Linked DNA regions of Mus musculus: all the other regions are linked to region 1. A link is a loop called in an ENCODE intact Hi-C map of the cell type or tissue named here. Cell type or tissue: heart. All regions are shown on one strand. Each heading gives the region's core, and the rest is flanking DNA. Links, peaks and the distances in the headings are about the cores only. Region 1 holds the start of Rpl14 (ribosomal protein L14). Region 2 overlaps Trak1 (trafficking protein, kinesin binding 1). Region 3 overlaps Trak1 (trafficking protein, kinesin binding 1). Region 4 overlaps Eif1b (eukaryotic translation initiation factor 1B). Region 5 has its middle 12 kb from the start of Trak1. Region 6 overlaps Myrip (myosin VIIA and Rab interacting protein).

Region 1 (4,928 bases), core at 445-4,444:
AAATATGATGCCCTTTCTCCTAAGGACACAAGGTGGTATTTTTAAAAGGAAGAAAGATTCTCACTGTATAGCTTTGTCTCTGCCTCCTCCGGGCTGGGATTCCATGTTTTATTTATTTATTGACTGACATGAGTTCTGGGTCATGAATTCAGCCTTGCATGTTTCTTACTGACTGACTGGCCATCGCCCCAGCCTTTGTTTTGGTTTTGAGAGAAGGTCTTGCAAAAACTCACCAAGATGCATAAGTCAGAAATAAAAATAGGGGTTGGAAAGATGGATCACTGGCTAAGAGTACTGGCTGCTCTTCTATGGGATCTGGGTTCAGTTCCCCGCATAAGTATGGCAGCTCAAAACAGCTTGTGGCTCTTCTAGCCTTCTCCAGCACTGAATGCATGTGCTACACAGCCAGACATGCAAGCAAAATGCCCATAGACATAAAAGTTATGGAATAGATTTTAAATAGAAGTAAAATAAATCTTTAAAAACAAAGTCAAGTATCTTAATTTTACATGCCAATCTCTAGCTCCTAGAAGCCCCACCCACAGCTTTTTCACTTAAAAACAAACAAGCATTGAATAAAACCAGAACATTGTTTGTTTCCTTTAAAAAGAGTGCATGCTGAAGATCATGGCTGAATAACAAGGTGCTAGTTGGAAGGCTGTAGTCATTAGAAAACCAGCTGTGTGCCTCTCTTGCCAAGGCCATGTCTCCTTTGACACGTCTGTGTTTGTCACCCCTGTGAGAAAGCTCTGTCAGATAACCCTCCATCAGCTGGGTCCCTCCTGTCTTATGTATACCACAGGTATCTCAACCCTGCTGGGTCTACACACTGGGAAAGCCACACTTCCCCATATCCATACACTGTCCCAGCTATCCCAACTCTAATGGCCCTTATGGCTGTGCTCCTCCTACGGATACCCAGACCCTACACCATACCCCAAGTGTCTACCATGAAGACACACACAGTCTCACACACACACATACACACATACTGTCTCACACATACTCTAGTACTACACACTCACACACACACACACAGAGCACCCCAGACAAGACCCCTGGCTCTCCACTACAGCTCACACTGAGGTAGTGTTTTTCACACGTTCACACCTAATCTCCAGCTCAGACCTGAAAGCACTGGTACAGTGGTGGGACTGCAAGTGTGTTCCACAACACCCAGCATACAGAGGAAACTCTTAAATGCCATTTCACAGAGGGAAAGAGATAAGAGGTTAATCTAACCAATATCTCAACGCCAGAGAGGGGCCCAGGGAGGAGCTGAGTCAGCTCACTGCAGTGCTGCCCAATCAGGCCTGTCTCACTCCCCACCCCCAGCTCTGGGATTACAAGATAATTCTACCACACCTAGCTGTCTTTCTTTCTTTTTCCTAATGTGGGCTCCAGGAGTTGAACTAGGTTCTCATGGCAAGCTCCTTACCAAGTAGGCCACTTCCCCTACTTGTTTTCTTTTCTTTTTTTTTTTGTTTTATGAGACAGGGTTTCTCTGTGTAGCCCGGGCTGTCTTGGAACACACTCTGTAGACCAGGCTGGCCTCGAACTCAGAGATCTGCCTGCCTCTGCCTCCTGAGTGCTGGGATTAAAGGCGTGTGCCACCACGCCCGGCTCCATACTTTGTTTTCATTTGAGAAAGTTTTGCCATGTGGCCCGGCTGGTGCTTACTATGTATGCCAGGCTAATCTCAAGCTCTTGGCACTTTCTACCCAAGCCTGCTGCGTGCTGGGATTATAGCCATGCACCACTGCACATGGCTTATATGCAATATTTTTACTTGTGAATTTGAGGTTTCATCTAAGGCTTCCTTTCCAAAAAAAAAAAAAAAAATGACCTAATAATAAAAAAAATCAAGGAAATATAAGAGCTGCATGTTTAAGAACAACAGGTGAACTTTTTTCTTTCCCTGAACCACTGTGATTGACTTTAAGTGTATTCATTTTGGTAGTTTGGGGTTTGAATCCTGGTTCCCACGTGCCCCAGGAAAACTCTTCCCTGCTCTGCCACACTCCCGAGTCCACTGCTGGTTGGTTCCTGTCTCATCCCCCAAGCTCCCGGCAGTGAAGCTTTCCAGGACCGAGCTCTCCAGGACCCGCCGGCCGAGTGCATGAGTTGCAGGTGGCAAGGATTCTCCGTCCCTCTTGTCTGGAACATCTTTTCACTGAGCTCTCGGCATCTGTCCTGACTGAGAGCTTTTCCTTGGGATTCCTCACTCAGTACCGCTTCACTCTTCAGCAAAAGCAGACTCGTTAGGATGAGGAATTTATTGAGAGAGGCTGGCAGCTCATAATCTTCTGTTAACTCCTGTTCCAGAGGATGTGATGCCCTCTCCTGGCCTCTGCAGGTACTAAGTTTGTTTGCGCTTGGTGCTCACAAACACCCATACACATAAAATAAAATAAAATAAAATAAAATAAAATAAAATAAAATGTCTGAAATGGGGTTCGTTCAGAGCCACAGAGATGACTAGCAGTTGAATGCTTTCTTGAGTTCTGTTTCCAGCTCATTCATAGCTCTAGCTTTAATGGCCTCCAAGGGGACTATTCCTCCACACACATAAAAGAGTATGTAAAGTGCTTAATGTTGTAAAGGCCTGAATTTGGATCCCCATCACACACATGAAGAGTTAGGAAGAGTTAGGATCGATGGCCTGCAGTGGTCATCCTGGGGAGGTAGAGACAAGTGTGCCCCTGGGGCTCAGTGACCAGCATGCCTATCTGAACTGGCAAACTCTGGGTTCAGTGAGAGGCTGTCTCATAAAGACCGGAAGAAGAGTGACTGAGGAAGGCACCCAGTGTGCTCCTTTGCTCTTGTTTACTTGACACAGCTAGGGTCCTCTGGGAGGAGGGAGCCCCACTTGGAGGAATGCCTCCATAAGAGGCATATCTGTGAAATATATTCCCTTTCCCCCGCCCGCCTCCCCCCACCCCCCGGCCTATTTATTATATGTAAGTACACTGTAGCTGTCTTCAGACACCCCAGAAGAGGGCGTCAGATCTCACTACAGATGGTTGTGAGCCACCATATGATTGTTGGGATTTGAACTCAGGACCTCTGGAAGCGCAGTCAGTGCTCTTAACAGCTGAGTCATCTCTCCAGCCCTGTGTCTTTGGACTTTTAAGACAATGTCTCAGTATGTCTCCTTGGTAGGGGAAGCGGCCTTAAATCCAGATTTGCTTCCGCCTCTGCCTCCCGAGGGCTGGGATTAAGGGCGAGCGCCAGCACCCTCGGCTGTGTCTTAATTATATCCTGTGTATACAGAAGAAAAGGGAAGTGGGCTGGGGACAGACAGTTCATCCTATGAGTCCTTCCTATCCCTAAAGTTCTCAGGAGTGACCGCCCTGTCATGCCAACATTTGGGAGACTGAGGCAGGAGCATTGCTGCGAGCGAGCCTGCTTGGATTATACAGTGTGGAAGGCCTACACTAAAAGGCCTTGTCCCCAAAATCCCAAACCCAAACAAAATAGAAAGGAGAAATTACAACGCCAAGCTCACTGCACGTGTCTGAGGAGAAGCAGTCCATAGAGAGCCGGAACCGCCATGTCATAACCCAGTGAGCATGCGTAAAAGCACGCACGTTTCCCCGTCGACCAATCGGTGGGCACGCTGGACGTCGGGGGCGGGGCTTCTGCCGACACATGCGCACGGCAGGGCGGGCCCTCTCTCTTCTCGCTGAGCGCCGCCAACATGGTGAGTGTGTGTGCCGAGAGCTCCGAGTGCGGCCGTCGCGACGCCCGTCTTCTGCCCCGGGCGGGGGAGCCCCGGCGTGGAGTGGCTCTGCGCGACCCGGCCAGCGCGTGGGGAGGCAGCGGGGCGTGGAACCCAGCCCGCAGGGAGCGCGGCTCGCGTGGACCGCACTACCGGGGCCACGCGTGCGCAGTGGCGGGAGTGGCTGGGCCTGAGGTCCGGGGATGGCGGCGCTGCTGCGGCCTCGGACCTGCCCGGCGGCCTGGCTCCTCATGAGCTCCCTTCAGTTCTTTTTCTCCGGAAAAAGCGAACCGGGGAGTGGTTCAGTGGATTGAACGATGAATTAATTGTATGAGAACTAAAGGAGTATCAAACATGGGTAAGAGCGGATCCAGGGAGCTCGTGTGCTGGGAAAGTGGCCACGGGATACTTGAAGTTAAAAAATGCTGGCTACTAAGTTCAAACTCGTCTCCCAGGGCGGCCCCGAGCCCTGTGTTGCCGGTAAGCAGCGGACTTGGAATATTTAAAGCCAACCCTTGTTTCTTTTCCTGTTTTAGGTGTTCAGGCGTTACGTGGAGGTTGGCCGGGTGGCCTACATTTCCTTCGGGCCCCATGCTGGAAAGCTGGTCGCAATTGTAGATGTCATTGATCAGAACAGGGTACGTGTGGGACGGAGTATTTTACAATCTTTATTTAACGTGGCCGTAAGATCGACAGCACCGTAGATGTTACTCAGGGTAGCTAGAGTGGTCCTTGGGTGGAGTTCTTTAGATTACAGGTTTACCATTGAGGAAACACTGGCCACGGAGTTTGAAGCACTGGGTAGAGTTAGCTCATCTTACAGCACTAATTCACCGGGTAAACGAGGCAGGCAAATGCAGGTGAGTTTAAATGAGGTAACTGAGAAGACTTCAGTGAGCTGGAGGTGCGGCTCTGTTGGTAGAGTGCTTGCTAGAGTCCCTGGATTCTAAAGATAGATGTGGCTCCTGCTACCTCAGGCTCTGGGAGGATAAGGTAGGAGAAGCAGGAGTTTGCCACTAGCCTGGGCTGCTTGACCTTGTCTGAAAATACCACAGTGGAGGCTTTTAGGATACTGGGTTCACAAACGTGCATTTTCTTCATTTGAATGGTAATGTACATTTCGTCCAGAAAGGGCTAGAAATTACGTAGAGGTTACAGCCATCTTGAACTTTAGATGCCTGTCTGAGGTCCTTGATTTTGTATCCTA
Region 2 (4,000 bases), core at 1-4,000, 890 kb after region 1:
AACGAGGCTGGGATGGGGAGTGACACAGAAAGAAAGGACAGGGTGAGGCCCTTGTGCTCTGGCCTGCTTCACAGTCACTTTCACCTTTGCTCTCCATATCAAGGAGAGGATTTCAGGCAGCCAGCCTGGAGCTGGGTGGAATTCCTAGGTAAGGGCTTGGGGTATGGGAGTGTCATGGTGGGGGCTTCTGCTCAGTGCTAGGCTTCTTGAATACCTGGAGCCTCCTACCCAGCCAGGGGGAAGTGTTCTTGAGGTCCACTGTTGACAAACCAAACATCAGAGCTAAGGTTGAGGCAGCTTTCGGGTCTGAGGGATTGAAAACACCTGTCCCATGGGCAGAGCCGTTGCCTGGGCTTGCTATTGCTGGATCCCTGACGCTCAGCCAGGGGAAGGCATTCTCTTCTGCTGAGAGCTTCCGGGGACAGATGCCAGAGGTGGCTGCTTGCTCTAACGCAGCCTCTGGTGTCTCTCTCCCACACTCAGTGTTTTTGTCTGTGAGGAGGAGAGACAACAGGGTGATCCCGAAACTAAAGGAGTCAGGCGTGTGGTGAGGCCCACACTCAGTGCTGAGTGATGGTAAAACGGTGTCCTGACATACGGACATCCAGGTTGTCCTTGATAATGGCTTCTGCCAGGCTCTCCCCGTGACCTTCCGTGAGAAAGCACATGGACATTGTGATGGGGACTGTCAGAGGTGACAGAGGTTCCCTCAGTGCATGAGTGTCTGGCCCTCCTGCTAGGCCCTGGACATCCACCTGGAAGTTCTGCTGTGGGTCACTGGCACCATGTATATACCTGGTGGCCAGCCCCTGCTGCCACTGAGCCCACTTGCCTGAAGCACTCATGATCTGACCCCAGTCACTTAGCGTCAGGAACCTTCCATTCCCATTTGTGCAGTGAGTGACACTCCCTATGAGGAAGTTTGAGGAGTGCATAGTAGTGCTTATGTGTAGAGCACAGCGAGTTTTTATTGGAATATGGAGCATGTGCCACCATGATTTCACACACCAGTAAACAGAGGCAGGGGTGGAGTCTTCAGGCTGTCTTCAGTTAGTGGAGAAGACAAAGGGTTAGCCCACCAGAGATCTGCCTTCCATCATCCCTGGCCAGAAAGTTATCCAGGGAGAGGAAGCAGAGGCAGCCAGTCATCCCATAGTTTAGCCTTGCCCCTCCAGTCAGAGAGTTAGCCTGTCTCTGAGTTTCACGGTGCTGCTACGTTGTCCTGTTGCTGCTGATAGTCTTCCTGCGTGGTCTCTCTGTGGGGGTCTACTATGACTACCATGTCTTGAATTCCTCCCCAAGTCTCATTTGGATTGCAACCAGGTCAAAGAAATCCTTACAATGTATGTGTGCAGAGGCACACCGTAAGTACCCCTGCAGACAGCACAAAGTTAGAATGTGGCTTATACCAACACTAGGAGACAGAGGCAGGCAGATCTCTAAGTTCGAGGCCATCCTTGAATACAGAGTAAGTTCCAGGGCAGCCAGGGCTACACAGAGAAACCCTGGCTTAGAAAACAAAAGAATGTAGAGTACAGACTAAAAGTGTTCCTGCCTGTCCCTCCTGTCCTCTGTCAAGGCACACCATACTGCCGTGTCCGACGTGAGCTAGCCTTAGGAAACAGTTGTGTGTGGCATCTGGGAGCTCAGGATCCCACAGATGCCTGCATGCCCCACCAGTTCGTGCATTTCCCTCTATGGTCAGTGCCTGAGCCTGTGGGGCCTCAGAGCATCGCTGGGATGTTCAGCTCGGCCACTGGGTGGCGCTAGCAGCCTAGTCTTCTCCCACAATCATGGTCACAAAAATACCTGTGCTTTGTCCCAAGTTGAGGACTCGTTATAAAATCTTTATAGGGTGGATTCCATTTTTAACAACCTCTTTGTTGTTTTGTTTTGTTGTTTTTCTTTTTCCTTTTGTTTGTAGAAAGTATTTTTTACCCCATTCATTAGGCCCAAGTCTATCAAGGAGGATATAACGTGTGTCCTTAAACCTGGTGTGGCCCGTGAAGGGCTGAGGGTGTTGGGGTTTTCAGTGTGTTTAGTTTTTCTCTTTAATTTTAAGCAGAATTGAAGTAGTCCGTTTTCAGAATCCTTCTAAGACCTCCATGTCACCCCTTACCCGGTGTCCAGCCGGGGCTGCCCCTCACCCACCCCAACCACCTTTCTGTCTCTCCTCTCAAGGTACAAGGCACTGGCGGCAAGCAGCTTCCACTCCACCCCTCCCCCTCCCCCACTCCCTGTTAAGGAGTTTTTACTCAGCTAGAAAGTAGTCCTGGATGCTGTGAGCCATGGTGCAGGCAGTCTCCTGTCTCTGAGGGCTTCTCTGTCTGCAGCATGAGGCCTGTTTATTTCTGGCCATGTACATTTGAGTGTCTAAACTTTTGTCTGTAGAAGAGGGCTTCGGGTCCCAGCCTTCTGGGCCTTCTGCCAGACGTGGCATCCTGCATGGTGTGTCAGGTGCCCAGAGGCTGGGCAGAAGCATGGAGCACCACAGCACACTCATGAGATGCCGCTTGGCTCCTCCACATCCAGGCTCGCAGACACTCCTGGCCTTGTGACACCTTTCTTGGTAGAGCACCTGGGACACATGAGGTCATCAGGGACACACTCCGGTGTTATTACAAACCCTCTGGCTGACACCTGAGTCCTAGGGTTTGGTGTCACCCTGGAGATGGCACCTCTGCTCTAGGCTTCTGTGACTTATTTACCTTACGTCCTCCCTGCCTCACCTGGTGGCTCCTCCATTCTCCTTCCTTAGCTTCCGTTTGCAGGTGAGTCTGGTATGGTCGGCAGCAGACTTGTACCAGAGCATCCGGGTGTCTTTCTGATCCCCGGTTGTTCTCCTGATGGCTTCACAAGTTTCCTGTGGCCCTTGCTCACCATTTCACCCTCTTCTGTCAGCAAAGTGATAATGTGTTAAGTTTGGGTGTTAGCACCTGGTGGTTTAAAATACTTTGTTACCAGACATCATTGGCACACAATATATAGTGTAATTTTACTTTTGAAAGTATTGGTTCTTTACAGTGCCACTCCCTCCTGGTGTGACAGGGACACACTGTTGTCCAGTTAGGTCAAGCCAGTTCTACCCCAGTCCTTCCCACAGTCAGTCCTGTGCAAGCTCAGGTGACCCCAGTCCCTCCCATAGTCCTATGCAAGCTCAGGTAACCCCAGTCCCTCCCACAATCCTTTGCAAGCTCGGGTGACCTCAATCCCTCCCATAGTCCTGTGCAAGCTCAGGTGACCTCAGTCCCTCCCTTAGTCCTGTGCAAGCTCAGGTGACCCCAGCCCCTCCCACAATCCTTTGCAAGCTCGGGTGACCTCAGTCCCTCCCACAGTCCTGTGCAAGCTCAGGTATTCACATTGAGCTCTGAGGGTGGGAAACATTTGCTCTAGCTGCCATGCTAACTCTCCCTTCTCTTGGTATCCACTCTCTTTCCCCCACAAGGTTCAGCCACGCTTCACCACTGGCAGCAATTGGCCCAGCCTCATCTTGGGGGCATCCTGGACCCCCGTCCTGGTGTGGTCACCAAGGGCTTCCGGACTTTGGATGTTGACCTGGATGAAGTGTACTGCCTTAACGACTTTGAGGAAGATGACACAGGTGACCACATTTCTCTGGCGGGCCTAGCTACCTCCACGCCAATTCAGCACCCGGAGACCTCAGGTGAGAGGTCTCGAGCACGTGTGACTGTCTCAGGCAGCAGAAGTTACTCCAGCCAGCCTCAGGCTTCCCCAGAGGAGATGCACCAGCCGCCAGCACAAGCGGGCCTGGAGGAGGAGGAGGAGGAGGAGGAGGGGTCTGGTGAGGGCGCCTCGATTAGTCCTGTAAACCTGACACCTTTACCGGAGGCAGAGCTCTGGGCCTTGCTCGTCTCTGTTCCTGGCACCACCCGTAGTAACTCTGTGTCCGTAGCTTCTGCTCGTCTGTGTGGATGACAGGAAAAAGCTTTCCCGTTGTCAGGCTCTGTTTTGAAAACAGAGACCAGATCCTCCCCTTGTG
Region 3 (4,000 bases), core at 1-4,000, 800 kb after region 1:
TGGCAGGGCTGTGAGCTATCACCCTGAGAGTGGCAGCAGCCGGCCCCCCCCCCCCCCCCCCCCGCACTGTTTACAGAGGGACCCTGGGCAGCTCCTGTTTCCAGCTCTTCTCTCTCCCTGCTCTTCCCCACCACCCCCAAGCTCCCCCTTCCCTCCCCTCCTTCCTGTCTCTGTTCCTCCTCCTCCTCCCCTCCTCCTTCCATCTACCCCATCTCCTCCTCCTCCTCCTCCTCCTCCTCTTCCTCCTCCTCCTCGGTCTCCTTTAGAAAAATGAGTGCAGGCCACAGCATCCCAGGACTCAGCCCCATTTTCAAGGAAGTCTGGGGACACTTGAGTTCATTCACTGAGAACTGCTCTCAGTTCTGTTTGTTGTTGTTGTTACTATTATTATTGTTGTTGTTATTATTGTCAATTTGACACAAACTGGAGTCATGTGGGGAGAAGAGTTGAGACTCCATCAGATTTTCCTGTGGACAACTCTGTGGGCATTTGCATGATTAATGATTGCAGAGGGAGGGCCTAGCCCATGACTGTGGTGTCGCCCCTGGACAGGTGATTCTGGATTGTGTAAGAAAGCAAACTGTGGGTTTATCTGCTCTTCTAGAGGATGTGGGTTCAACTCCAAGCACCACACATGGCAGCGAACAGTGGTCTCAAACTCCAGTTCTAGGGTATCTGACACCCACTTCTGTCCTCTGTGGGCGTAGAACCCTACACATAAACTAAAAACAGAAGAGAAAAGAAAGCAATCTGAACAAGCCGTGGCCAGCGAGCCAGGAGCAGTGCCCCCCCCGCAGCCTCTGTTTCATCTCCCGCCTCCAGGTTCCCGCTGTCAGTTCCCTTTGTGATGGCCAGTGCCGCGCCTGCACCATGCCTGCACCATGGACTGAAGCCATGCAAAGCCTCCCCTCCTGCAAGCCGCCTTTGGTCAGAGTTCTATCACAGCAGCTGGGGAAACAAATTAAAACCGGTTTTCCACAGACTTTTGGTTTTCGCCCAGTGAGAGCTCTGCGGATACCTTAGGGTGAATTCGACCCCAGGACCCATTGCAAACTGAGGCTGAGCAGGCTGTCTGACCCTTGGTCTGGATGTGGAATCCTGGGAGAAACAGAGGGGAGGCTGGAGACAAGGGCATGAAGGTCCAGATTTCAGGACTGGTCATTGTGTGGCTGGCAGAGGCCATGTGTGATTCCCACTGCAGCTGAGGAGAACCAGGAACTGGGAGGTAGGGAGTGTGTGGTGGCCACTGCCTGCACGAGTGGCTGGACTTGGTAGAACACACCACCTGTACTTGTGCATAGGTAGAGGAATTGGACGGGGATGGGTAGTCATGGGGAGTCTGGGATCTGGGTCTATGAGATGGTTTGAGTCTCTAGCAAGTAAGACCTTCTTCAGTGGGCCAGTGGACCTGAGATGCCCGAGGAATGCAGATCCTAAGGGAGCCACCCAGACCCACACCCTAACTCTCACCTCCAGGCTCAGTCCCAGCTGGACGGACCCAGGTGTTTCTATAAAAGCCCAAGACAGACTAAGCTCCCAGAGGGAGGGAGGTAGGCTTTATTTCTAAGGCTCTTTGGAGTTCTGGGGAAGGAGCTCAGGGCTTTGTGCACTTAAAGTGAGCCACCTCAGTCCAGGGTCCATTCTAAGGACAAGGACAGGCCCCATGGGTAGGACCCTTCCTGCAACCCCTCCCAGGAACATGAGCCTGAAAGGCAGCTAATGCCAGGGCTGTTCCCCCTTGTGTGCATCTGTTCTGGTTTGAATCTCACGGCTCAGCGCGACTTTAACAGCTGTTAGCTTATAAACTGAGGACACAGGCCCTCCAAGGGATGGCTGAGGAGGTTTTTATTGTGGATATGAGGGAGAGTAGAGCTGTAGGCATCTGGAAGAGTCTAGAACAGGGGAGAAAGTAGTGAACATGGCCAGCAGATTGGACTTGGGCATGGGAGTGGGTGTGGGGCTGGAGGGAGGAAGAGAGGATCAAGAAGACAGAAGGCCAAAGAGGAAGAGAAACAGGAGAACCAAGAGCGCAATGGCCTAATGACAAGCTGTGGAAGGAGGGCACGGGGCAGAGTGAGATCTGAGAGGAGCCTGACAGCAGGCAGTTTTTTTTTTTTTTGCTCTTCGGTGTTCGTGCACGTAGAAGAACAAGAGCATGCATGCCATGTAGCAGTCTTGGAAGTTTCTGGGCTCATGTCCTTCCTAGGCCTGTGATTGGCAGGAGGACCCGTGAGGCTGGGAGTGTGGTGTTGTACCACCACCTAGTGGACATATAGAGCACTACAGCAGCTGCCCTATTCCCCCACACCCTGTGTTTCCATCTCCCAGAGGGGTCTGTTATTGTAGCTGTGTAGATTGTGGGAAACCTTCTTTATTCACCTCTTCTTGGCTTTGCTCCCTGGCCATTCTGAGCACTGGAGACTATCCTGGAAATTGGCCTTGTAGTGGAGGGTGTGACCAGAGTCAAGTTAATCTCATGTTCCTTGCCTGCGTTCCCTGGGACAGACCTTATCTATTGGTGCTGCACTCTGTTTGCGGTGCTGGGGATTGAGCCCAGGGCTTCCAGCATGTTAGGCTGCACTGCCAACTGAGCTATGTCCTGTCCCTGCCCTGCCCAAGCTTTCTGACATGCTTGGAGCCATGCCACGGGTATCAGGTCTGAATGATTCTGCACAGAACGTACGTGATTTGCAAATGGTAAACTTGACCTTAAGCCCCACATTATCCCTGTGAAGCCCAAGAAGAGGCTGGGGTCAGCAAAGTGACTCACAAATGCTTGTCCTAATTTGTTCTGGGCTAGGGAAACATCAGTTCACATCTAGTCACTTAACAGCTATAAGGAAAAGATGAAGTTTGTCTGTTTTGGACAACAGCTTCACCTGATACCACTAATTTTTCTCTGAATTAAAGAACTTGAGGGCCGGGAGATGCCTGAGCAAGGATGAAGACCTGGAATCACATTTAAAAAAAAAATCCAGGGGTGTTATTCTCTGCCTGTAATCCTAGCACTTAGGACAGAGACAAGCAGACCTCCAGGGATTGCTGGCAGCCAGCTGAGCCTAACCTGTGGGAGCCAAGAAAAGGGGAGAGACTCTCTCAGAAAACAAGGGGAACAAACGAGAAAGACACCCAAGGTGGGACCTCTAGCCTCCATAGCCGTGTGCACACATGTGCACGCGTATGCACACACACAGCCCCTATAGCCATGTGCACACATGTACATGCGCATGCGTGCACACACACACACACACACACACACACACACTCACATACATGTGCACACACACACACACACACACACACACACACACACACGCTCAGAAAGAGGCTTTGCCGAAAGAGCTGGTAAGACCCTGATTCCTTAGGGCCCCAGGCTCCTCCTCTCCTTTGGTTTTACCATTTTCACTATGGCCACCACCTTTAATGTTACCGCATTCCTAGGAAGGTCCAAAAGCTCAGGCCATCCCTGACCAGCTAGTCTGTACCGATGGACCGTCACTTCTGTGGTGGTGTCCGAATGTAAGCCTCATGGTCATGCTTCGCTGTGGAGGTGGAAATGGGTGGCTGAGAAGTTCTTGTGCCAGGCTCCAGGGCTTTTAGACAATGATGTCCATCAGGCCACCTCCACCAGGAGTCAAATCGTGACGTGAACTTTCTATAGCAGGGTTTCTTCATCTTTCACACCTGTGCAAGAATGTAATGGTGCTTGCAAAGCATGATGGGTAAAAGGTAGAGGTCATTTGTAGCTGGAGGCCATGCTGGACTCTGGCCATGCTGGACTCTGGCTGGCACCTTGTATTCTGGGCATAGCGTGGGAGAGTTCTGGAATCTGGAAGCACATATTTTATGAGGCGAAAGACAGCCAAGGGATGCGGCCTCTGTAATCTGAGGTGCCAGAAAGGACCTAGCCTTCAGAAGCTGAGGCACAGAGCACAACAGACCCTTTGTGTCTGAGGTGACTGTGGGGTTCCTGGATGGAGACAGTCTCAGAATGTCCCCA
Region 4 (4,928 bases), core at 1-4,000, 73 kb before region 1:
GTTGGCATCGTCAAGGAGGAGCAGCTGAAGGTTCACGGGTTCTAAGATGAACCCAAGCGTGGCGAGTTTCTTAAATGGTTTTGTTCTCTAACTCAGTTTGGCTGCCTCGGGAGATGATTCTTTACAGTAAACGACAGACTTTGCGTTTATTTAATCATTCAGACTTCCACTCACACCTGCATGGCTACAGAAAACACGGGGTATGTAGGCTCCTGAGTCATAAGGAAATCGCGGTGAGATGGGAACGAAGCCCGAGTCCGTCCTAACATGTTTCCAATGGAAAAGGTTTTGTTGTGAGTGTTTGTTGTTAGTTTTATTTTCACTTGACTGTTAAATGTTTTTGTTGTTGTATTAAACCATGTATGTTGCGGCTTAACAATAAAAAGAAAGTGTGCATCCTTTATGAGCGCTGACCTAAGCCAGCAATGCACTTTGTTTTCTTTGCTGAAACATTAGGAACATGAACTGTCTCTTCCCTGAAACCTCTAGGTTCATCAGCTTCAGAACAACAGGTAGAGAGAGCTGTTTGTCACCCTCAGTGTATCAAAATGCATTTAGCCAGAGGCAGTGCCCTGCAGGTGTGGGTGATGCTGTGTGTCTTCAGAGTGGAAGGCTTTAGGTTAGCACTCCTGGAGTTGAGTGCCAGGTGCTTCTGCCCAGCACAGTCTGGAGTAGACGGGCTCCTCTGCCTGTCAGCCTGGCATTCTGGAGGCCACCAGAGCAGCCTGCCCTGCCTACTGAAGGACTAGTGACAAGCTGTTCTCCTGAGGGGGTAGTGTCCATCACAGTAAAGGAACAGTTCCACCCCAGCCACGGTGGCAGTGCAGCTCCTGGGTCACCAGCTATCCTGCAGCTAGAGGAAGGAGTGGCTACAGCCCAGAAGTCAAGCAGTAGGTCACCCCAGCACATCTGTTCATCAAGCGAGATGTCTGCATAGCATCTGTATGAGTGAAGGGCAGTCTTCAGTGGCAGCGTGTTAAAAGTTCAGCAAGAGAACTGACTGGACAAGGCTTGTGATAAGAATCACTCTTATCCATCAGGATAGTGGGCATACAGAGTAGGGCAGAGGCCATGCAAGGGAGGCTCCACATGTTCCTCCAAGGAAGCAGTATGGAGTCGGGTTGGCACCAGAGGGGGCGGTGGGGGGGTTGCCAAGCTGTCCTTGGATGTTCTAGATCCCAGGCACCACGGGATGACAAGACTATGAGGATCAGATTGGTGAGTTCTACTCAACAGGAGTGGGTGGCTCACCTGTCTGGCTGACATCCTGATCGCTGCCGCCCCTAACTAGAGAGTAACCTACAAACTTCATGCAAGAAGCAGTTACAGACCTGGGTGTGGTGGTGGTACAAGCCTGTAATCCTAGCACTAGAGAAGCAGAAACAGAATGGAGGAGTTGAAGGCCAGCAGGGGATACTGGAAACCCTATCTCAACAAGGGATCACAGCTGTCAACTCGCAAAAAGGTTTAAGTTCTTGGGGAGTCTTTAAGTGCTCACAGGTTAGAGTACAGGGTAGCCCAGTTACCCTAGAGAGCTTGGAAGGGTCTCTAGAATGCTCCAGAAGAAAGCTGGCCTTTTTACCTCCAGTTTACTGTTAAACATACTTCTTACCTGAAAGCCATTCTTGAAGCCCTTTGGGCAAGACACGTGGTCTAAGGAGTGGAGACAGAATTGTTAGTCCATGTTAGTCATGACTGATGCTTTGGGGAGCAGGATGAAAACAGTATCCCTCGAAGTCTGAAAAGGGCCCTCCATCCTTGGTCACCAGGATGGAGTCTGAACAGATGAGAGCCATAGACTTGCTAGAGGCTAGGGATAGTTTATTTACAACAGGAAGAACAGTTTGAGTCTCTAGCAGCCCACTTGGTAGACCAAGAGTGTCAAAATGGAAAGGTTGGGTACCAGGGGGGAAATGCATTTAAACTGAGGCAGATTAAGGCTAGCAGTGGTCTATTAGCGCCCTCTTGTGGACACCTAGAAAACCATGGCTCCTGGCCAACACAAACAATCACCTTACAATCAGCCCTGTGGGCAGTTATCCACACTGATCTCAGCCCGTCCCTTTTACTGTCCATGAAAGCAGTCTTAACTTTCTGTCACTTGGGAGAACTGGTAGTGTTTATACAGCCTTATCCTCGGACTGTACACAGCCACAGCACATGCCACCAGGAAGTTAGTTCTGTGTCAACAGAGATATTTGCTTATGTCCTCTCGTGAGTGAATAAGCCAGAAAAAACCTGAGGCTTCTGCATTGTCAGTAGTGAGTACATACAGCCTGGACAGTCTATAACAGCACTCCCAGTGTATGGCTGGGGAGTGTGTGTGTGTGTGTGTGTGTGTGTGTACAGAGGAAGACTCATTCATTCGGGAACCCTCGGAGAATCAGGCTCTTCCACTTCCTGGAAATGACGCTCCAGGTGTTGGTTTCTCTGGATCCAGCAGTGCCGTACGAGGCGGTCCCTGGTTCAGGTATCCCCTGGAGAATCTTGAGAGGTGTTCTTTTACTATAGTAGTAACCCTGACAACAGGCCCTTTGGGCAGCTGTAGTTTACCAGGCCCTGGCCCTCCGGCTCCCTCTTGTCTTGCATTGTAAGGAAAGCAGTTGATGTCAGCACTCACAGCCGAGTCTTGCCCAGTTCCACGGGCATCAGATTCCATCCTTCTCCACATGAAGGCCAGCAGAGCTCCGCAGTTACCCCTCGCAAACACTCATTCTCCCTCAACCGTCATCCCACCCCCTTGAGTTCCTGCCTAGCATGCACAAGGGCCTGGGTTTGCCTCTTAACAAATACACATAAACTGACAAGAGGTGGGAAGAGAAGTTCAAGGCTATCCTCTGGTACATAGTGAGTGCAAGGCTAGCCCAGCACAGGGGAGACTGTGCGAAGGCAACCCTGACTCTGTCCCCTCTCACTACTGAATACTCATCCAGAGGAGCTAAAGGCACCCAGAGAGAAGCGCTTCCTTCACCTTCTCCCCCCAGCCCTTGTTCTCTGTTGTGTCTTGAAGACATAGAGACATCTCTGAAATACTTGAAAGTCACTTCCCCACTCAGCCTCGCTCCACACAATGCTATGTGTGCTCTCTGCCCTGCTTACCGGGATGGCACCTTGTTTTCACCAAGACAAGACCCTATGTATGTCCTATGAGCCATCCCCCGCCCTCCAAGCAATCCCCTCTATCATTTCTCCATCTCACCACACAAGAACAGGGACATTTTTCATACACAAGAGATGCAAACCTCACCTGGTGTCACATCCCTTTCCAATGCTATCCCACTGGACGTCAATTTGCACATGTCACTGGAACTTCAAAACTGGCATGCTTGAGCTGCAGAGATGGCTCAGTGGGGGTAAAATGCTTGCTACACAACACCAGGACCAGAGTTCAAATCCCTAGCACCCACGTAGACGGTGGGTAGGAGTGTTGGCCCACCTGTAATCCCAGCACTCAGGAGGCAGAGACAAAAGATCCGTGGAGCAAACTTGGCTACCCAGACTGGCCATTTTTGCATTCAAGGGAGGACCCTGCCTCAGTGAATATAAGATGAAGAGCAACTGAGCAAGATGCCTGCCCTCAACCTCTGGCCCCCCGCACACATGCATGCACAACTAACACATGAACACATGTACGCAAAAATCAAAACCAGAAGATGGACATGACTGAGTGAGTGTCTTCCAGCCTGCCTCACATACGTAGATGGCATTGTGCCACCTGTGCCCTCAAGCCTGAGAAGTCAGTGCTGACACCTTTTCCTCCTACTTCATCTGCCTCTGGGTTTTAACTATATCCTCCTCACCCCCGTGTTCTTCTGGTCACCACGCCTCAGCATCTCATCTTTGCCTGTGCTTCTACGGGGGCTCTCCCCATTAAATATTTGAGGTGCCAAGGCTGTGCGATCTATGTTCCAAGTGCTTAGCTCAGCCATGGAAGACGGCCACATAGAATGCCCAGGTAGGACTGTTTTCAATAAAGATTCATGTACAGGACAGAAACCATTGTTCACACCACTGTTTCATCCCACTGAAGACTATCCTTCTGATTTCTGATGCAATTACTTTGCAGTGAGAAAAACAAAACAAAACAAAACAAAGCCAAAACATTCTCTTCTAAGAGGCAGGCCATGTAGCAAGTTAGGGCAGGATCCAGGCCATTTGACAAACAATCGTCATGACAACAGCTCCACCTGTGTCAGAAAGGCAGTGTCAAAAGATATTTTCCCCTCTGGCACAGTTGGTCCTCTAGCCAGGAGATGCTTGAGCCCTGCTCAGCCCTTGGTAATTCCCGGTACTGTGGATCCTGACTGTGAACAATAGCAGGTTGCCCCCCACAGCTAGGTTTCTTCATCCATTAGCAGTGATGATGGCCCCTCAGGGACTCCATGGGGAACCATAGACAAGAGTCAGATAAGGTGACCACAGAAACTGCAGCTGCATCTTGGCCGTGGTGGCTCATGACCAAAATGGCCTTGAGTAGAGGAATCTGGTGCCCCCCTCCAGTATCTGAGGGCATCAGGCACGCACGTGGTACACACACATACATGCATGTAAAACACATAAAACATTTTAAATATTTAAAAAGAAAACACCACACTGACCCGAATGGCTGCTAACTGCAGGTCAGCTGCTTGCATCGTTCCCCGGAGGAGACGTGTTGCTGAATTAACTTCCAGATGGACTGAGCCTCTGCTGAGCCTGTTCCTTGGAGAGGATGGGGACTGAGGGGGAGTTTTCACCTGGGGACAAAGCAGGGGATGGGCTGGAGAGATGGCTCAGCTGTTAAGAGCACTGACTGCTCTTCCAGAGGTCCTGACTTCAAATACCAGCAACCACATGGTGGCTCATAACCATATAGAATGAGGTCTGATGCCCTCTTCTGGTGTGTCTGAAGAGAGTGACATTGTACTCAAATACATAAAATAAATAAA
Region 5 (4,928 bases), core at 474-4,473, 780 kb after region 1:
TAACTCTGCCTGGCAGATGGTGAGTTACACCATTTAGGTTTTACTAAGTGTTAGTTCTTTGAGATTTTCATGCAGCCTGTTGTGATCACAGTGACCCTTCCTAGCCCACCCAACTTGATGCTTTTTTTATAAAAACCTTCAAGATTACTTTGTGCTACCCAACCAGCTGAGGTGTGTGGTCTTCCATTGGGCACATAGTCAACTTAACAAGAGCGAAACAATTAGAGAAACCTATCCCCCCCAACTCCCAGCAGCTAGCAGTTGCTAATAGCTCTGTGGCTAAGGGGTGGGATCATGTGCCCGACTCCCCTCTCCGTGCTGGGATGTTGTCCGGCTTGGACTTGTGTAGGTTTGTACATGTTTCTTCCACTGCCGTGAGCTCACAAGTCCATTTGCATGCCGTATCCGGAGACTGACTTGTAGCCACACTGCTTTTGGCTGGCACATTCTTCCAGCTCCCCAGCGACCCTACGCCTTGGATACTGGGGTATGTGTGCCATATATGTGTTCTCTTAGGGCTGAGCTCTCAACAGTCTCTTATTCTCTGGGTAGTTGTGTCCCTGTGTTAATCCCTGCCTGCTGCAGATAGAAGCATCTCAGATGAGGGTTGAGAGAGGCTCTGACCTGGTGGTGCGTGTGGCGAAGTTCTGCATCTTCTAATGCAGATAGACACACCATGCCCTGCAATGGGTTGTGAGCTGTGATTTCACACTGAGCCCGTGTTTGACATCTGTTCTTGGTGACCCAGTTTCTCTGTGTTGCTATCGTAAGGCACAGGAATGAGGGGGACAAGTTGTGTTGTGTGGCCCGACTGTGTCTTATTTAATTGACATCTGTAATAGATAACAGGTTTCTCTGTCTTCATATGTGCTTCGAGGAAAGTTAGGTCTTAGAACGAACTTCTGCTTTTCCTTAGAGAACAACTAGCTGTGGAATTACTTTTAAATTTTGTAAGACTTATTTTATGTATATGAGTGCTTTGTTTGTATGTATGTATGTATGTATGTATGTGTGTTTGTATATTGTGTGTGTGCATGTGTGCATATGCATGTGTGCATGTGATGGCCTTGGAGATCAGAAGAGGGTCTCTTCACTGAGACTGGAGTTACAGGCAGTCACCTTTGTCTTAGTTAGGGTTTTACTGCTGTGAACAGACATCATGACCAAGGCTACTCTTTGGACAATGTTTAATTGGGGCTGGCTTACAGGTTCAGAGGTTCAGTCCATTATCATCAAGGTGGGAACATGACAGCATCCAGGCAGGCATGGAGTAGGAGGAGCTGAGAGTTCTACATCTTCATCTGAAGGCTGCTAGCAGAATACTGTCTTCCAGGCAGTTTAAATGAGGGTCTTAAAGTCCACACCCACAGTGACACACCTACTCCAACAAAAAAGGCCACACCTACTCCAATGGGGATACACCTTCTAATAGTACCACTCCCTGGACTGAACTTATACAAACTATCACACCCAGGTTCTCTGGAAGAGCAGCCAGTGCTCTTAACTGATGGAACTCTCTCTCTATCCCTTTGGGATTGCTTTGATCTAAGTTCCTGAACATCACTGAAGTGAGCAGCACAGGTCAGTTAGGAATGGAAAGATGCCAGGGTGACGGTTCTGATTATCATTGCCATTTTCCCGGTAACCTAAAGCCTGCTTGCTTATTTATTTATTTTCTTGTGTGTGCATCTATGTGTGGAGGGAGCATGCAGAGCATGTGACATGTGTGGAGCTCATAGACCAACTCGTGGGACTTGCTTCTCTTCTCCAATATAGTCCCAGGCCATGAGGCTCTGCCACAGGTCCTCTGTGAGCTGAGCCGTCTTGCCAGCCTATATAATTTTTCCTGGTAACTTCTGTCGTTGAATCAGCTTTAGCAACGTTTTATACTGTTTGCCTTTAGCTTTTGGGTGTGAGAAGATCATAATTTCCTTGCACGTGCTCACTTGAGAAAGCTGTTTTCCTCGTACAGTGGTTCTTTTTGTTGTCCCAGCATGTTCTGAAAAGCTAAGATCCTACACACACTGTAAGGAGGAATGAGATACTTGACGTTTCCTGGATACACCTCAGGCTATGGTTTTATTAGTGATTTTAAAAAAATTTACTAAGCACACATGCACACTTTTGTAGTACACATGTGCTGGTGCGCATGTGTGTGTCTTTGTGTGTAGTACACTCAGGACAACTTGGAGGAATCTCTTCTCTCCTTCTACCATATGGGTTCAAGGGATTGAACTCAGGTCTTCAGGCTTGGCAGCAAGCTCCTTTATCTGCCGAACCCTCTTGCCCTCCCTGGGCTATAGAACTTATGACTTCAAACCTCAGTTTTTCCCCCTACAGCCAATGGGAAGAGAATGAATGGGCTTGCCATCCTCTGGCTGCTGTGAATTAATTAGGGTTGGCAGTGCCCCCACCTGGCAGAACCCAGTCATGACATGATGCATGCAGCCTGTATGCCCTTTTTTGTTGGTAGGGCCCTTGTGTTGTTGTTGTTGTTGATAGTTTGAGTACATTAAAGGCTGCACCATGGACATCTGCTCCTACCCTCTCCTAGCCCCACCCCATGATCCTAGGTGTCCACCCTTTGGAGTTGATTCTTTTGTCCTGGGACTTGAGGCTAAGTAGCCACTGGGTGTGGTTGATGATTAACTTTAGGCCCATATTCAGAGGGCCGATGTGACACCCCCTCCCTGCCATGCCAGCCTCCCGTAGATCTTGGCCTGCATCCTCCCCAGGGATGCAGTGTCCCTTCCAAAAAATGATTCCTACTAGGTAGACTGCAGTATTCCGCAGCCCAGGTCCCTGAGCCCTTCTTGGGCAGAACTTTTGTTTTCAAGGTAAGGGCTTTCCAGCCTAGCATCTCAGGAATTCCATGAGCACTTTGCAGGGATCTGTGGACGAGGTAGTCATTCTTGCCATCTCCCTCCCAGCTCTGGCCAGCCTCCAGGTTCCTCCTCCAATCCTGGGATGTGAAGGGTTTAGGATGTGGCTTTCTGTACGCAGCTTGCAGTTGGGCCTGGCATAGTATCACTTTGCTGGGCCTTGTAAACCTCCTCCCTCCTGCTGCCTGCCAGGCTGGCCTTGTGCCCCTCGATTGGCAGGATTAAATGTCTGACGGCTACTCTTGTCCCCCACAGTGCCACCTTGCAAGAGAAGCCCCTCTGTGGGGTCCCCGAATGTAGTCTCTGCTGCCTGTGCCAGTCTGTGAGTGCTGACTCTTGGCGGTCAATGGCCAAAGTTTGAATCTCCTGCCTAGCTTCTAGGGGTCAGTGACACATGTCTGTCCTGGGCCAGGCACGCTTGCCTCACTAACCTTGCTAGGTGTTGGAAGGCTTGTGAAGGTTCCACTGCAGAAGAAAGAGGAGAAGCTGGCTGCCTCAGGCTCTGTGGCTGGATGGCCTCCCTGCAGGAGAGGGAGCTATTTATGGTGCTTTAAAAAATCTGCTGCTACAGCTAAAAGAGGGTTGGGACTGTTACGTAAGGCTGAGCTGCTCTGGGTCTGGTCTCATTTTCTCCCTAATTCTAGGAGACAGAGTCGAGGCTGGGCTGCCTCTCAGCTGCAACAGAATTATTCTTGGACATGGGGGTTGGTCATGTGACAGCGCCTCTCATTCATGAAACCTTGATGCATCAGTGGATCAGCCTTCCTTACTTTGCGGGCCTGTCCGGTGTCACCGTGTGTGTTGGGGACATTGCTTCTTTGCTACAGAAGGATCTAAAGGGGTCTGGCCTGGGTTGGATTGGGCCACAGTCATTCCTTTGTTATTCTTGAGTTTGGGGAACTTTCTTTTTATTTATTTGTTTGTTTGTTTGTTTGTTTGTTTGTTTTTTATTTATATTAGTATACTGCAGCTCTCTTCAGACACACCAGAAGAGGGCATTGGATCTCATTACAGATGGTTGTGAGCCACCATGTGGTTGTGGGAATTGAACTCAGGACCTCTGGCAGAGCAGTCAGCGCTCTTAACCATTGAGCCATCTCTTCAGCCCAGAACTTTCTTTAAGTGATGTTGGTTGTGTTATTATTGGGGGAGGTAGGCTCTCCAGAGCTAGAAGAAGGCATGGCTTTAAGGTGGCACTAAGGGCTGGGGAGGTGACCCAGCCAGCAAAGTGCATGCCATACACACTTGAGGACCAGAGTTTGATCACCAGAAACCAGGTACAAAAGCTGGGTATATATGGTGGCATGGTATTCCAGTCCCAACCCAGGGAGACGGAGACAGTAGACAGTGGGGCGGCCAGCCAGCCGCACCACAAGCTCCAAGTCGGTGAAAGAGACTCCATGTCAAGGAGGCAGGTGGCATTTCTCAGGACGACACCCAGAATTGACCCCTGACCTCCACATGTATGCACACATGTGTTTCTACACAAAACCATGTACACACACATGCATAATTTAAAAATAACTGCTTCGAGGTGCTGGGGAGCCCAGTAGTGTTCTCTGATTGTCATGAGGCCCTGAGTTCAGATTCACAGAGCCCATGTGAGAGCCAGCCACAGATGGATTCCTGGCAGTCTCTGGCTACCCAGTCTAGCTGCAATGATGAGCTCTAAGTTCAGCAAGAGACCTTTCCTGTCCCTTCACAGGAGATAAATAAATGGCATTGAGCCTGGTGTGGTGGTGTAGGCCTGCCACCTCAGCACTCGGAGGGCTGAGACAAGGGGATTATGGATTCCAGGCCAGCCAGAGCCTGGAATCTCTGGTGTAAGGGTGGGGCAAGGCACTCAGGACAGCTGCTGCGCGTGGCTGTCTGTCCCTGTGCAAGGCTGTCCTGAAGTCCTCCTAGCAGAACCTGTAACAGTGTCCACCTGACCTCTGCTGTCCTCCTTTGTTCCTTCAAGGGACCCAGGGACCCTCACAACAGTCATAAGAAGTCACAACAGCTCCAGGAACGGTTACTGAAACTGTCATCTCCATTTCTGTGCCT
Region 6 (4,928 bases), core at 506-4,505, 140 kb before region 1:
TAAACGTATACAAGCACTCACACATATGCATAAGTAACAAAAATAATAAATACTCATTTAAGGTGACAGGAGGAACCCTGGGGTTTCTGATCAGCCAGCTGAGCTGAATCCATGAGACCCAGCTTCAGTGGGAGATCCTGTCTTGAAAACTAAGCTGGATGGCTGGGAGATTTCTCAGTGGTTAGAGCACTTGCTGTACAAACCTAAAGACCAGAGTTCAGATCCCCCGAGCTCTGATAAATGCCAAGTGGACATGGCAGCTGCCTGTAATTCCAGCCTCGGGAGGTAGAGTTGGAGTCCCCAGAACAGACTGGCTAGTGAGACTAGCATATCAGTGGCTGAGAGACCCTGCTTCAAAGAATAAAAGGAAGAGTGACTTAGGATCCTGACATCAACTACAGGGCACACACATATACACACACAAGCACGAGTACACACATACATACACACATATACTCACATGCACACACAAACATGGACATACACAACTCACATATACACACACTCACACTTACATGCACACACATATGCACACACACACACACACGCACATTCACATACATGTACACACATGCATACACACACATATGTACATGAACATGCACACATGTATACTCACATGCACACATATGTGCACACATGCATGCATATACACATATGTACATACACATGCACACACTCACATGCACACATGTACACATATATGTGCATATAACACATAGACATACACACTCATACATACTTACACACTTACTTATCTGCTCTGGAAAAGCATGGAACCACCCCGTATAAGCACTTCCTGCTGTCATCCTCATGACATCTCAGGGAGGTGTTAACTGCTCTTTTTCACCACTGAGCGGAGTGGGGATCTGAGAATCGTGTACTGCCGCATGGCTTCCAGGCTTCATACCCAGGCCTTGAGACCGCTCTTCTCTCCACCGTGAAACCTGTCCCCAGGGCAGAGGAAGCTACTTTGGTTCTTAGAGAAACAGGTTGTTGGGATCTGGGTCCTGCCTCGCCCTGTCATCCAGAGGCTGCAGAGCCATGTGCATGGTCAGCCAGAGCATAAGGCAGATGATGGAGAGCCAGCCAGGAGGGTCAGATGTGAGCACAGATCCTAGGGAGAAAAGCTTGGAGGTGAGAGGTCTAAGGAGTTAGTGGGCTTCAGCAGAGGGTGTGGCAGAAATGAACTCTAGAGTAAGGAGTGGTGGAATGAGCGCCAGGCACCAGGGCTAGGGTTCCCAGGAGACCCCCATTCACATTTTCCTATGGGGGATATCTAATGTCCTTATGGTGTAAGAAAGCCCTAGTTGCTGTCTCTCCAAAGAAAGAGAACTCAGTGTTCTGCCATGACGGATCACAGTAGGATTTCAAACCCACGTTCCACCAGTACCTGCAATCCTCCAGGCTGGAGTTCGGTAAGGAGCAGGCAAGGACAACACTCTGTGGAGACCAGCATTCCATGGAGCAGCAGCAGGCCTGTATCACTTATGAAGTGTGGAGCAGGCTCCTGTCTCAAAGTCTTGGACAAAGCTGTAGACCTGTAGGCCCTTGGTCCAGAAACTGTGCCTGAGGGGATAGGGGATAGGGACTGCAGTGTATACAGGCAGTGAGCATTCCTGATGCCCCCTGCTTGTGGGTAAAGCCCTGGCCCAGCCCTCAGTCATCCTGGGTGACTTGAATCCAGTCAAGAGGAACCAGCTCAGAGGGCCTCCAGCCTTCCTTGCATTTCGCTTTCTAGTGGTCTTGGAGTTGGAGAGAGGATTCATGCATGAGAGAGAGAGAGAGAGAGAGCCACAAGCTGCCCATTAAGTACAGCTTCAAGTCCAGAACAAGTGTGCACCCTGGGTTACATAAATAACAGACTTCTATGCCCATCTCACAGGGCTATAGGAATAACATCCATGAAAGTCCTTGGGGAAGGATAGGAAGGAGGTAGAATTATCCCTCATCGGTGAGGGGAAACTGAGGACCTAAGGTATAAACAGATGGCTGCTGTAGCTCTCCCTCCCCTTCCGCCAGCCTTAGAACAGTATGGGGCAGCTCTCTCAGGAGGCGGGAAAGGGGCTGTGCCTCCAGTCTCACTCCCTCTGCGAGGCCCCCAGGGATCCTTGAGGATTCTTTGTTTCAATAATATTTTTACTCTTTAAATTTTTCACGCATGTATTTTGATTCTATCCACCCCCTGTGCCTCTCAACCCATTTTTCTCCAATTTCATGTCAGACCATCATTGTCGTCATCATCGTCATTGTCATCATCCTGAGTTCAGTTACCTACTAGAGTGTCAGCAACCTGCCAGGCTCCACAGCTCCAAAGACAGTGACTCTGTCTCGCTCAGCCACCGTCAACTGCCAATAGCTCCCTACTAGGGGTGGGACCCCATGAGCCCCTCTCCCATCTGCACTGGAAATTTCACAGACTTGATACTGTGACAGGGTCAGGCAGGGAGCCATGGCCACTGTAAGCTGATGTGGGCAACAGCCGTGCCACGCCCAGAAGTCAGCTGTCATTAACAGCTCTCCGCCCCATCCTCCATCTCTTGCAGCTTCCCTGTCCCCTCTTCCATGATGTCCCTTGAGCCTTGGATGGGAGACATTGATATTGATGATACCCGTGTATAGCTGGGTACTCTTAACATGAGAGTTGGGTGTACACTCCTGGTCTCCCTAAGGTGGTCGCCCCACAATCTCGCAGGAACCTTGTAGGAGATGACGTGTTACCCCCCCCAACTCGCTCCTACAGTAATAATGGACCCTTCTGGTGTCTTTCTCACCTCTACCCCACAGACCTGGCCCCACTTTTGCAGAGCCCCGATGGGAACTGGATGACCTTGAAGGACGGTAGTAGACAGCCCCCAACCCGCCTGCTGACCAAACCGAAGAGTGGGACCTTTCAGGCCCTGGAGGTGGCGTCCAGTGTGACGTCTGCCTATGATGAGATCGGTTCCGACAGTGAGGAAGACTTTGATTACAGCGAAGCCTTGAGTAAGCTGTGCCCACCGTCCCAGAGCAGGCTCAAGCAACCCCAGCCTCAGCCTACACAGGCCCAGAGTTCTGGCCAAGGTCCCTTAGCCACCTCTCCCTCAAACCCTGAGGCCATGTGCTCGGATTCAGAGACATCTTCCACCAGCTCATCTCGGGAAGCTGGCTGCCGGGCTAAGCTGTCCTGGCTGCAGAGGAAGGCCCCCAAGAACCCCGCAGTGGAGAAGATGCCCCTCCAGGGAGAACTGGACGTCAATTTCAACCCTCAGGCAGCCGGTGGAGAGACTTCCGACAGTAGCGATCCAGAGGAGACCCTCCGCACTGCAGAGCGCCGGGCCAGGAGGTGGAGAAGGGCACGAGTGGGCCCCGAGGAGTCAAACAGGGGTCTGCCTTCACCTGGTGCCCATCCACGGGCACTGCACACGGCTCAGGTAAAGAAACCCGCAAGCACACAGATATTTTGAAAGTAGGATGACCCTTCTCTGCGCATAGTACCCAAGAGAGCCTGGGTTTGGGCTCTGCTGTCTAAGATTCTATTGGTCTTGCGGCCAAGCGCACCCTGAGTTGTCACTTGGGCTCGCCTCTCTGGAGGCTTCCATGTGGGTGCTGTGTCTCTTGAGCTTGACCAGAACATCAACGGCAGGCACAGGTGGTAGGGGGCTTCTTCAGTTCGTGGTGGACAGAATGCAGAGAAAAGGAACACGGGAGAGAGCGGGGGCGGGGGAGGCAGGGCTCGAAAGAGGGCTCGGTTGGAAAAGGGTTCACTGTGTGAGCTTGAAGACCCGAGTTCAGTCACCGCCTACAGAAAAAGCCAAGCATGGTGGCACACACTTGCTATTCCAGTGCTGGGAAGACAGAGACAGGGACAGAGACAGACTCCTCACAGTCACCACATGGCCAGCCTTACCTATTCAGTGAGCCCCAGGCCAGTAAAAAAAAGGTGGATGCCACCTGAGGAACAGCATCTGAGGTTAATCTCTGGTATCTATATTTTCATCACACACACATATACCTTCACACACACAACCATCTCTAAGGACGATTTGTGTCTGCTTTCAACTCTCAGGTCGTGCGTTGTCAGTGAGGAAAGCCATAGCCCGGGGAGCTCAGATGGAAGGAACCTGGAGGCAGGAGCTGATGCAGAGGCCATCCCTGGCTTGCTCCTCATGGCTTGCTCACCCTGCTTTCTCATACAACCTAGGACCACTGACCCCGGAGTGGCACAGTGAGCCGGGCCCTCCCACATCAATCATTTACCCAAACGATGCACCATAGCCTTGTCCACAGGGCAATCTAGAGAGGGATTTTCTCAAGTGAGATTTGCTCTTCCCAGATGACTCTAGCCTGTGTCAAGTTGACAAAATAAAAGCAATGGTCTGGCCTGGTGACCATGACAACACCAGGTAGGGAGGAGCCAGAGGCCAGCCAGAAGGCGCCCTTTACCCTCCTTTCCTCCTCTGGAAGGACTTGAGCAAGTAGCAGTACCCTCTCATCGCCACTAGGTGGCGATGCTGCTACGCTGTCCGGGTGTTCAGATCTTCAGTTTCCTTTCATAGGGCAGTTCTCACTTCTGCCTCCTCCTGAAAATAAGACACCCCAGGTTGAAATGAAATAAAAATTTCATATTTAAACTGTTACTTCAGAAAAAATATAAATAAACATAAGACAAAGCAAGTGACATACTATAATATACAAATATTAAATATTTATATTTGTATAAATATTGTGTCATAATATACATACAAAACTATAATATACAGATATTAAAGCATCCCAGTGGCGTTTACTGCCAGGCAAGGTAGCACATGTCACTGATTCCAGTACTCCAGAGGCATAGGATAATGTATCAGAGGCTAACCTGGACTACATAGCGAGTTCTGGTCTAGCCTAAACCACCTAATAAGAAACCACACACATCCCCATCCCAGAAGACAGACGTGGCTGAA

Evidence for each region. A loop is a pair of places that touch in the nucleus more often than their neighbours do. Peaks named below come from ENCODE experiments on the same cell type or tissue, not always from the same donor. Only the 100,000 strongest peaks of a DNase experiment are listed, where the experiment ranks them.
Region 2: it touches region 1 in a loop (2.1-fold over the local background); 2 of 42 quality-filtered maps call a loop at or near these places.
Region 3: a loop joins it to region 1, with 3 times the contacts of the local background. A loop is called at or near these places in 8 of 42 quality-filtered maps.
Region 4: a loop joins it to region 1, with 3 times the contacts of the local background. A loop is called at or near these places in 38 of 42 quality-filtered maps.
Region 5: a loop joins it to region 1, with 4 times the contacts of the local background. A loop is called at or near these places in 2 of 42 quality-filtered maps.
Region 6: it touches region 1 in a loop (3-fold over the local background); 12 of 42 quality-filtered maps call a loop at or near these places.

What each region holds. Positions count from the first base shown.
Region 1 is chr9:120,567,839-120,572,766 of GRCm38, forward strand. Entpd3 (ectonucleoside triphosphate diphosphohydrolase 3) reads left to right here. Exons shown (of 11, transcript NM_178676.5): 11 at 1-489. Rpl14 (ribosomal protein L14) reads left to right here and starts at 3,679. Exons shown (of 6, transcript NM_025974.2): 1 at 3,679-3,703; 2 at 4,258-4,359. The coding sequence starts at 3,701. In heart, for the core only: a CTCF peak has its summit at 2,353 (motif pointing left); a DNase peak (open chromatin) is centred at 3,633; H3K4me3 peaks cover 1,920 bases; H3K27ac peaks cover 2,810 bases.
Region 2 is chr9:121,456,914-121,460,913 of GRCm38, forward strand. It overlaps Trak1 (trafficking protein, kinesin binding 1), which reads left to right. Exons shown (of 16, transcript NM_175114.3): 14 at 3,446-3,664. Among named protein-coding and RNA genes, the nearest start is that of Gm51661, 4.0 kb to the left of the region's middle. In heart, for the core only: a CTCF peak has its summit at 1,760 (motif pointing right); a DNase peak (open chromatin) is centred at 418; H3K27ac peaks cover 584 bases.
Region 3 is chr9:121,372,487-121,376,486 of GRCm38, forward strand. All of the region lies in intron 1 of Trak1 (trafficking protein, kinesin binding 1), which reads left to right. Among named protein-coding and RNA genes, the nearest start is that of Trak1, 7.5 kb to the left of the region's middle. In heart, for the core only: a CTCF peak has its summit at 2,287 (motif pointing left); DNase peaks (open chromatin) are centred at 667, 1,204 and 2,245; H3K4me3 peaks cover 103 bases; H3K27ac peaks cover 1,589 bases.
Region 4 is chr9:120,494,913-120,499,840 of GRCm38, forward strand. Eif1b (eukaryotic translation initiation factor 1B) reads left to right here. Exons shown (of 4, transcript NM_026892.3): 4 at 1-415. The coding sequence ends at 45. Among named protein-coding and RNA genes, the nearest start is that of Eif1b, 4.8 kb to the left of the region's middle. In heart, for the core only: a CTCF peak has its summit at 1,961 (motif pointing left); a DNase peak (open chromatin) is centred at 1,979.
Region 5 is chr9:121,352,569-121,357,496 of GRCm38, forward strand. It overlaps a transcript of Trak1 not described here. Among named protein-coding and RNA genes, the nearest start is that of Trak1, 12 kb to the right of the region's middle. In heart, for the core only: CTCF peaks have their summits at 2,422 (motif pointing left) and 3,396; DNase peaks (open chromatin) are centred at 2,433, 3,393 and 4,175; H3K27ac peaks cover 1,221 bases.
Region 6 is chr9:120,429,566-120,434,493 of GRCm38, forward strand. Myrip (myosin VIIA and Rab interacting protein) reads left to right here. Exons shown (of 17, transcript NM_144557.5): 10 at 2,788-3,413. Among named protein-coding and RNA genes, the nearest start is that of D830035M03Rik, 61 kb to the right of the region's middle. In heart, for the core only: no CTCF peak of the experiment used is centred there; no DNase peak of the experiment used is centred there.